2 separate regions of the Homo sapiens genome follow, and region 2 is linked to region 1. A link is a loop called in an ENCODE intact Hi-C map of the cell type or tissue named here. Cell type or tissue: mucosa of descending colon. All regions are shown on one strand.

Region 1 (5,000 bases):
GTTTTAAGCAGAGAACCAATGTGATCAGATTTGCTTTTTTTTTTTTTTTTTGACAGAGTCTAACTCTGTCGCCCAGGCTGGAGTGCAGTGGTATAATCTCGGCTTACTGCAATCTCCACCTCCTGGGTTCAAGCCATTCTCCTGCCTCAACCACCCCAGTAGCTGGGATTAAAGGTGCATGTCACCACGCCTGGCTAATTTTTGTATTTTCAGTAGAGACGAGGTTTTACCATGTTGATCAGGCTGGTCTCTACCTCCTGACCTCAAATGATCCGCCCACCTTGGCCTCCCAAAGTGCTGGGATTGGAGGCGTGAACCACTGCGCCTGGCCAGATTTGCATTTTCAAAAGACTTTTCTGTTGCCCTGTGGAAGATGGATTTGAGGGCTGGAGGGGTGGGAGTGGGACCAGTTAGGAAGGTGTTGGGTTAAGTCTGAACAGGGAGGTGGAGAGAGAAGGAAAGCGATGCTGAGAGCTACCTTCAAGGCTGGGTCCACAGGATTGGGTGCCAAGGACGGCTCCCATCTTCTGGGGGATGCTGGGGATCTGCCTGAGCTGGGGAGACGCTGGACCAGGAGATGATTTTGGAGGCACAGCCGAATCTATTTGGCACATAAGGGTGAACTCCTCAAGGATGGACACACATATTATTCATCTCTAATTCTCTGGTTGGGCACAGCAGAAGCCCAAGAAGTGTTTGTGGAATAAATGACTGGAAAGCCACTCTTGGGCTTGCTGGTCTGTCTTGTTGGCCAGCATGTAGTGCTGCTCCTCAGATGACAAAGTGAAGTGTCTATTATGTTGTTTCTAACTTGGTGGGTTATCTGCCCAAATAGACGCTCTGAAGGTGACCCCAGATGATAGCAGAGAGAGGCACATGTGGGCAGCAAGTGGGTATGTGTGGGCATGTGGGAGGGGGGCACTGGGAGTTGGGGGAGCATTGTCCTTAGCATCTCATCACCGTTCATTCACATTTACTGCTCAGCTGGGAGCATGCTCTGGCTGCAGGGCGGTGCTTTTAGCCCAGAGGCTCAGAGCACTTTCCTATCACTAACATGGAACATTCCCAGAATTCCCCAGAGGCCTGGGGTTCCAGACAGTACAACATACAGAAGGCTGAGGCTCCAGTCACACTGCTGAGGTGTCTGAGCATAACAGTGCATTCGTCTGTCCAAGCATGCACCATTTGTTCATTCACTCGTCATGTGCCAGGCACTGTGCTGGGCTTGGGGAATCCAAGGGCAACAAGACAGGCCTGTCCCAGCCTCCTTGAGCTCACATGCTTTATGCACATCCAGATACAGGGGTGCCACTGTCACTAGAGCCACCTCTGGAGTCAGCTAGCAAGATCTGGAGCACATTATCCTCACTTCCATCTCAGCTGGTTGAGCTGCAGTACTTGAGAGTCTGTGGATGATGATGTTATTGGGAGTTTTATCTCTAACCACATGTACCTACTTCCTGGAAGTTCAGAGCAATGATCCTTAAAATGGCCAGAAACTAAAACTGAAAACCACCCAACTGCCTAAGAAGAGTGAATGGCTAAGCAAATTCTAGACATATGATGGGGGAGGAGCATGACATTATCTAATAAAAACGTGGGGTTATGTTGATATGTTAATGAGATGGGATTTACTGTCACTATGAGACTGTCTTTAATGAAACAAGAACATAAAATATCAGGTACACACTAATTACAGCACAACTGCTCTAAAACCTATATACACACATTGTCATCTCAATTGTATAAGGAAAACACAATGCATAGCAAAAGACTGAAATATGCCACATCTTAACAATACCTACTTTGGTAGAGGAATTTTACGTGACCTTTCTGCTTCTTTATTGTTTTCTATTTTTTCCCAAACTTTTAATAATCAGCAAGCATTTACCGTGAAAATTCAGAAAAGTAAATACATTAAGACTCTCCTATGTTTACACATTGGCATAGGTCAGAAAAGTATTTCCAGGGATGTTAGCTGGGCGTGGTGGTGCATGCCTGTAATCCCAGCTACTTGGGAGGCTGAGGTGGGAGAATCGCTTGAACCCAGGAGGCAGAGGTTGCAGTGAGCCGAGATCGTGCCATTGTGCTCCAGCCTGGGCGACAGAGCAAGAGTCCGTCTCAAAAAAAAAAAAAAAAAAAAAGAAGCATTTCCAGGGATGTCAGAAGAGCTTGGTGAGCGCTAGATTCAGTTGTTTGTATTTGTAATGAACCACACACTGATCATTGAGAGCTGAACTAGGTAGACACTAAGTGCGCCTTTGTTCTGAAGTGCTGGGATTCAACTTAATTCCATACAAGTTGAACAGCTTACAATCCTGTCAGGGAGGCAGACTTATTTATTTACTCAACCGTTTATTCAACGAGTGTTTATGGAGTTCCTCCTTTGTTCCTGGCATTGTCCCAGATGCTGGAGAACATAAACACATAATCACAATGTGATGTGAGAAGGGCCTCAGCAGAGGTCCCGACAGAGTATTAGGGGAATACAGCATGGCTAACCCTGTTTGAGGATGTTGGGGATCAGCGAAGGCCTCCTAAAGCAGGATCATTTGAACAAGGCCTTGAGGGGTGAATAAGAGTTCTCTAGGCAACAAATAGAGGGAAATGGAGCCTAAGCTACTTTGGGAATTATTTTTAGAGATGCCTACATGTGCTATGAGGGAAGATAGAATATGTGGATTGTTTATAGACTGTTGTCCTCATTCCAGCCAGGAGACCAGAATGAGGAGTTGAGTTCAAAGGTCTGAACTCACAAAATTAGAATAACTCATTTGTGTCCTGGCTGTTTTCTTACCCCATGTTTAACTAAACATCATGTGTGTTCAAGGCCTCTTTGAATAATGACCCTCTCAACGCTGGATCTTGACCCAAGTTCAGGAACTGGAAACATCTGGATCCTGCTGGGCTAGAAAAACATGTGTGACCCCTAGATCTCTATCCTCACACAGAAAGCAAGGACAGCTTTCAGAAGGGGACTCACAACTGGAAATTCTAACAGGTAAATATTAGTATCATTAAGAAATCTTGCAAAGGTGATTATTAGCCATCTCTTGTCTGTCGAGTTCTGTTGCTTTTCTTTCTTCTCTCCTTTTCTCAGTTTTTCTCTCTCCCCTGTGTCTTTCTCCTCCTTTGCCACATCTGTCTGCCTCTTTCCTTCTCGTCTGTTTTTCTATTCTCTGGTCTCTTGTTCTCGCTCTTTGTCTCTTTCTGTCTCTTGGAGCATTTCTCTGTCTCTCTTGCTTTGCTACCTTTCTCTCTCTGTCTTTCTCTTTCTTGTATCTCTTGCTGACCTTGGGGTCACTCCCTTGGTTTTCTCCATTTAATGGAGCCCCAACTTGCCTTTGATGGCATTTGGGGAGGGCAAAGTTAGTCGGACTCTCTGAACTTGATTGGCCTCCCGTGACAAGGATCTCTTTTCACAGGGTCTGGATTTAAAGTGTGAAAATATAAAGAGCTTTTTCATTCTGACTCGCACATATCCCTACTTGAGCTGAAGCATTTCCAGACAGATAATCATCAGGTTTCCTACAGGAAATTAAAGACCTCAGTACCGTGTAGTTGTTTAAATCACCCGTATTGCCCATTAGGTTTCATGAAAGGCTTTGCTTCCCTGGTATGTGATAGAACAAATCTTTAATAAGATTTTTCCCCCAATTTTTCTAATGAAGTCGGTCGTGTGTGTCCTCTAGATAAGCTCACAATAAGGCCAGCAGGTTCCCATTTTGGTATGAGCCGGTGCCTCACCCCTTCTTATCTAAGCCACAAGGACACGGAGCTGGCACATGTCCTCAGAGTCCACACTGGGAGCTGCCCCGGGGACAAGAACCCCTACAAGTAGGAGCATTCAGACCTCTGGCTGGATTGGCGGATGTGGCCATGCAGTGCCTTCTGTCCAGGAGCCAATGGCACCCCCACTTCTGCCTTAAGCCCCCCGTGTGCCCACACTCCTCTGGTTACCATCTGCTTCAGAGGAAGTCAGGCCCCAGTCTAGCCAAGATGGTACTCCTCCTTCCTTTTCTTGGTGGTTGGTTTAGGTCTGAGCATTTAACCCCCCCTTTTTCATTTTTATTTTTTTTGAGACTGAGTCTTGCTCTGTCACCCAGGCTGGAGTGCAGTGGTGCGATCTCAGCTCACTGCAAACTCCGCCTCCTGGGTTCAAGTGGTTCTCCTCCCTCAGCCTCCCGAGAGTAGCTGGGATTACAGGTGCCCACCACCATACCCAGCTAATTTTTGTATTTTTAGTAGAGACGGGGTTTCAACATGTTGGCCATGCTGGTCTCGAACTCCTGACCTCAGGCAATCTGCCCGCCTTGGCCTTCCAAAATGCTGGGATTACAGGCATGAGGCACCATGCCCCAGCCTAACCCATTCTTTGACCAGTGAGATGCAAAGGAAAGTCTAGGGACTTCTGGGACAAATGTTCTCATTATTAAAGAGATCCACAGCAGGGGGCTTCCCTTCATTGCTGTTGCACTTGAAGGTTGGCAATGGGATGCCTCAGTGTGCCCTGGCTACCTTGTGATCAACCTGCTGAGGATGGCAGAGCAGAAAGTCAGGAAGAGCCAGTGCTCATGGTGACATGTGCTGCCAAGTTAATGACCCCGGGACTGTTCTACCTCTTGAGTTTTTAGTGTGTGAAATAACAAATTTCCTTGTTTTTAAACTCTCTTGAGGTTTTTTTTTTTTTTTGACTGGCAATTGAAAGCATATTAGTAGACACAGACAGGACCACAGAGGTCCAAGATGGGCCCCCATGTCTTCTGAGAGAGGTCTGAGCTCACTGAGAGAAGGGTAGGGTGGGGACAAGCCTTGGGATCGAAGGCCCTGCCTTGGAGCAGTTTGTCGTTCCATGCTATGACAAACCATGGGCAAGAAAACCTCTCTGAGCTGAAGTTTCCTTGGCTCAAAATGAGTATTGAGTGCATCACAGATGCTCAATAATCATCAGCTCTCTTCTCTTCAGGTATGCTTATCTTCCAGTTATTATTATTATTATT
Region 2 (5,000 bases), 310 kb after region 1:
TAAAAGAGGTCAAACAGCAGACAAGCTCTAGGCCTGTTTACTCGTGTGTTAACCGGGTCATGGAGAGGAGCTGGACAAGCTGCTCTCTGCCATCCCCTCTAGCACCATTTGGTGACTTAACTTGGACAACAGCCATGTATGGGAAATATTAAAAGCAAGTACAGCCACAGCAGCAGCTGCTGGGGCCTCGGGGTAGCCCAGGCCCTGGGAGAGCCAAGAGGGAGGGCCTCAGGCCGGCATCCTACCCTTCAGAGGGAGGCTCCTTTCCTGTTGCTGTTTCTGGTTCCAAGACGCCTTCCCCAGGACCATGAGTTCAAGGAGGGTTCAGGCATAATACAGGCAACTCCCAATCCGCTCTAGAAGAGGGAAAGTTTCCATAGTGCAGAGACACTCCCTGCTACCAAGAAAAGGTGTCCGTGAGCCCATCCTGACAGACGAGATGCGCTGAGGCCTGTCTCCTGCAGCCACTGGCTTCCTGTCCCAGTGATAGGCTTCCACAGCCAGTACAGGACTAGAGCCTGGGGTCCCTGAGCACACACCTGTGTCAGGAGGTGCTGACCCAGAAGGGAGGCAGGGCCAGGGCAAGGGTTCAGCCCAGGAATGGAATGAAACTGCTGAGGGGGCTGCAGAGAGAAGCCTGCCCACCCGCTAGACTCCCTCTGGTGTTCCTGTAATGTTCCTCCCAGCTCCCCCAGCTCTTCCTGATAAGGGAGACTTGGTTTCCTCAGGGAAGAGGGGGGAAGAGTGGGCCTGGGAGGGAGGCTGGCATGACAGTCAGGGGACCCCATTCTCACCAGCTCCAGTTGCCTGTCAGACTCAACATTCATGAAGCATCTACTCTGTGCCAGGTACAGCGCTAGACTTTTTCACAAGCACTGCCTTATCCTCCCAGCAACCTCAGGAAGAGGGCATTGCCACCTACGTTTTATAGGCAAGGAAGCTGAGCTCTAGCAAGATGAAGGGACTTGCTCAAGCTGGCTCACATGAGTTACTAGCAGGGCCAGGACTTGAATCCAGACTCGGGGGTCCCTGTCCCATGCTCTGTGCCTGTGCTGTGTCTCCTCCCTCTGCCCTGCCTAGAGAAGCAGGAGTCCCAGCTGGGCTCTAGGGACAAAATGGCTTGTGTCAGGTCAGGTCCCTCAGGTGCACTTGGCAGGCTGACCCGTCTGTAACCCACCATCTGCTGGCCTCTGGAAGCAGAGTCAGGGTACAGCTTCCAGGGACACATGGGGCAGGAAGCCGAGGCTATGCTTTCTGAGGTGTCGCTGGCAGCAGCAGCCCTGTCCTTCCCAAGTTCTGCTTCAAAGCTGCTCAGGTTTGGTTGGGAAGGGGAAGAGGAAGAGTGACAGCCAGAAGGATGGAGCCATGAGCAGAACAGACTGGAGCAGCACGGATGTAGCAGGGTTCCAGCTGTTCACCTCAGCTCTGCTGTGGACAAAGAGGCTGGGTTGGCTTAAAGCTAACATCCTCAGTTCACTTCCTTAGAGTAACCAGTCAGTTCAAAGTGGGGAAAAAACAGGGCACTCGACAGATGGATCTCAGGGCAGGGAGGAAGAGTCAGACCCACCTGTGCTTGTCTCACCGTGTGGGTCAGTTTCTTCATCTGCAACATGGCTTATGTTGGAATCCATGGCTGTACAAAGTTCTTCCAGTTCCAAAAGCCCATGAACTTGGACTTCTCACAGATTTCAAGTATTTGGACCTGAGACTCCAAGCAGGTCACCCAAAGATTCAGAACTCAGAAGCTCCCCTAATACTCAGCCTTGCCCCCCACACCTTGAGCCTGAGAAAGGAAGGAAGAAGAGGGAAGTCCAGAGGGTGCAGAATTCTTCAGTGGGGAAAGAGGATCTGGAGCAGGTCTCTGGATCCCTTAGAAGCAAGGGGCTGTGGGACTGAGCTGGAAGCCTCCCCCAGGGGTCTGTGACCATGGGGCCCGGCTAAACCCTACTTGGCAGGAATCGCTGACCACTGTGGGGCCCACCCAGTCCAGCTGCTGTCCACTCAAGCAGCGGCAGGTGTCAGGTCACACCCAGGCCTCTCTCTTCCCCTCCCTTCAGAGCTACCATTGTGTCAGGCCAGCCCGGTGCGGTGTGAGCTCCTGCCCTTCCACCCCTTGTCCTATACCCCTCTTCTCCCATGACTTGGAGGCAGCAGACAATCCTGTCCCCTTCCTGGCCCCTTGCCCATCACTCCTCAGGGTGGATGGCTCTGCCATCTCTGTCTTCCACTTAGCAGCCTTGCTCCCCTCCTCAACACTATTGCCTGGGCTGGTACAAGAGATGGAGAGCAGCCAAAACAAAGCAGTTGGTCCAGCCTCCAGGTTGGAGCTGCTGTGTGTGGATGGAGGCGTGGGGGAGGAGGGACTCCAGATGAAGCAAAAGGATGGATCTGTGGGGGCAGCGCCCCTCTTCCTGGTAGCTCACTCGTCCATCCTCCACCCAACACTACTGTGCAGCAGAGGGTGGCAGGGTGAAAGAGCATGGAGATGAGGAAGGGCCTCACTTGGAGCTGGGGGCTGAGTGGTCTGAGTGGAGGAAGGTGGTGGTGGTGTAGTTCTGGAAGAGAGGCTGCAGGAACATGCCGATGGTGCCAAAGACACAGACAAAGACAAAGATCCAGAGGAAGAGGCGGTCGATCACCATGGCGACGTACTTCCAGTCCTCACTCACCTGGATGGAGGAGACGGAGGAGGCCCAGGTCACATGATGCAGGATGGGAGACAAACGAGTATAAGCGGGTCCCACCACACAGACACACACCCCACTCCTCTCCTGCAGTGATCCCAGAATGATCTTGTTAAAGCATGGCTCTGATCTTAGTAAAAGCCTCCAGTGGCCCCACTGCCTTCAGGGCCCATCCAAACTCCCCAGTCTGGAATCAAGACCACCCACGACAAATATGAGCCTATCTCCTCCTCCTCCCACCCCATAACATAGCCCTACCAAACCCTAGTGTGTCCTCCCAGATCTCTGTGTCTTTGGGTTTCCTTTGTGTCTGGAAATCCTGAGCTCCCTTTCTCTACCTGGTGCACTCCTACATATCTTTCAAAGCCCAAATCAAACATCACCTTCTCTGAAGGCTGCCTTGATCCCCAGATCAGCATGAACTGCTGTCTGCTCTGGGTTCCCTCTGCACTGTGTACACGTCTCCATCACAGTATATTTACTGTACTGTATTGTTTCAATTTGCATGCCTGTCCCCCTACTAAGCTACAAGTTCCTAAACAAGGACCCTGATTCATCTTTGTCATCTCAACATCTGGAACACAAGAGTGTTAAGTAAATGGCTGATGCTTTAGTGAGTTAAGTGGCTGCCTCAGCCGGCCTGGCTCCTTTTATGATCACACACTGAGCCCCATCCAACCACACTACGTCCCCAGAGGGTGAGACCAGGTCCCAGATGTGAACAAATCGGTCAAAAAGATAATGCTGTCTGTGGGTTTGAGAGCCAGTCACAAGGCTTGCACAAACGGCCAGCATCTCCTCAGAGCTGCTCTACTCCAGCCTGAGTCTGGGCCTTTGTGCACGTGTTTATCTGGAGCCAGGCCAGCTCAGGGGGTGGGGAGACAGCCACTGAGCATCTTTATTTAGTCAGCAGCTGAAGAACTCACTCGCTTGGCAACTGTGCCTGTTATATACCTGGCACCATGCTACACACTGGGGATGCAAATGAGCAACAGAAACGCAGCCAGTGGTTTACAGTCTACTGAGGGAGGTGGAGCAAAAATAAGCACAAATTTAAAAATTCCACACTGGCAAACAAAGGATTGAGATAAAAGGAGGAGATATCATTTAGAATGTGGTCTGGGAATGCCTTTTTGAGGAGGTGAGATTTAAGCTGAGGTCTGATGAGTGAGAGAGAACCAGCTGCATGAGGAAAAAGTTAAAGAAACAATCAGACAAACCCACACGGAGGGACATTCAGCCGGCCTGGTCCCTTTAAAAACGTTTATGCCATGAAAGACAAAGCTGAGGAACTGTTCCAGATTGAAGGAAACTAGAGACATGACAACTAAATGTAATTTGAGACCCTGGATTAGGATGAGGGTGGGGGGTGATGCTACAAAGGACATCACTGGGACAATCGGGAAAATTTAAATGTTGAATTTATATGAGATACAGATATCAATGCTAAATTTCCAGCAGTCGATCACTGAACCTGGGTTATGCAAGAGAGTGTCCCTGTTCTTAGGAGAGACACACTGAATTATTTGGGATAAAGGGTCACAGTGTCTACAATTTACTCTCAAATAGTAGAGTGAAAGTTAATAATTGTAATGATTTTTTTTTAAAGAAAAAGGGCATCCCAGGCAGAGGGACCCATGTGTGCAAAGGTCCTGAGGCCACGAAAGAGCTTGGCTTGCTTAAGACAAGATAAGCCAGGCTGGGCGCAGTGGCTCATGCCTGTAATCCCAGCACTTTGGGAGACTGAGGCGGGTGGATCACCTGAGGTCAAGGGTTTGAGACCAGCCTGGCCAACATGGTAAAACCCCGTCTCTACTAAAAATACAAAAAATTAGCTGGGCGTGGTGGCGGGAACCTATAATCCCAGCTACTCGGGAGGCTGAGGCAGGAGAATCGCTTGAACCCCGGAGGCGGAGATTGCAGTGAGCCGAGGTCGCACCACTGCACTCCAGCCTGGGCAATAAAAGCGAAACACATATCAAAAAAATAAATAAATAAAAGATAAGCCAGTGACCAGTGACCTGGGCAAGGAGGGAAAGGCATGAGCCGTGAGGGAGACATCTATTTGGATGCAGGAGCACAGGAGCTGAATCAGGGAGACTATTAGGAGACTCTTCTGCCCTAGGCCAGGCAAGAGCTGATGATGTCCTAGAACCAGGGTGTTAGCATGGAGATGCTGAAAAACAGATGAAGCTGAGAATGACTTTGGGGTTGTGACAGGACAAGACTTCTGATGAATTGGACAGAGAGGGAGGTGAGAAAGGACAGGATCAAGGATCCCTCTGGGTTTTCAGTCTGAGCCATTAAGTGAATGGT

Evidence for each region. Hi-C counts contacts between places; a loop is a spot of excess contacts. Peaks named below come from ENCODE experiments on the same cell type or tissue, not always from the same donor. Only the 100,000 strongest peaks of a DNase experiment are listed, where the experiment ranks them.
Region 2: a loop joins it to region 1, with 2.9 times the contacts of the local background. A loop is called at or near these places in 46 of 110 quality-filtered maps.

Annotation. Positions count from the first base shown.
Region 1 is chr1:154,882,890-154,887,889 of GRCh38, reverse strand. No RefSeq gene overlaps it. Among named protein-coding and RNA genes, the nearest start is that of KCNN3, 15 kb to the right of the region's middle. In mucosa of descending colon, no CTCF peak of the experiment used is centred here; no DNase peak of the experiment used is centred here.
Region 2 is chr1:154,573,431-154,578,430 of GRCh38, reverse strand. It overlaps CHRNB2 (cholinergic receptor nicotinic beta 2 subunit), which reads right to left. Exons shown (of 6, transcript NM_000748.3): 6 at 1-2,669. The coding sequence ends at 2,499. Among named protein-coding and RNA genes, the nearest start is that of CHRNB2, 8.2 kb to the right of the region's middle. RefSeq lists a silencer at 3,364-3,658. In mucosa of descending colon, no CTCF peak of the experiment used is centred here; a DNase peak (open chromatin) is centred at 1,984.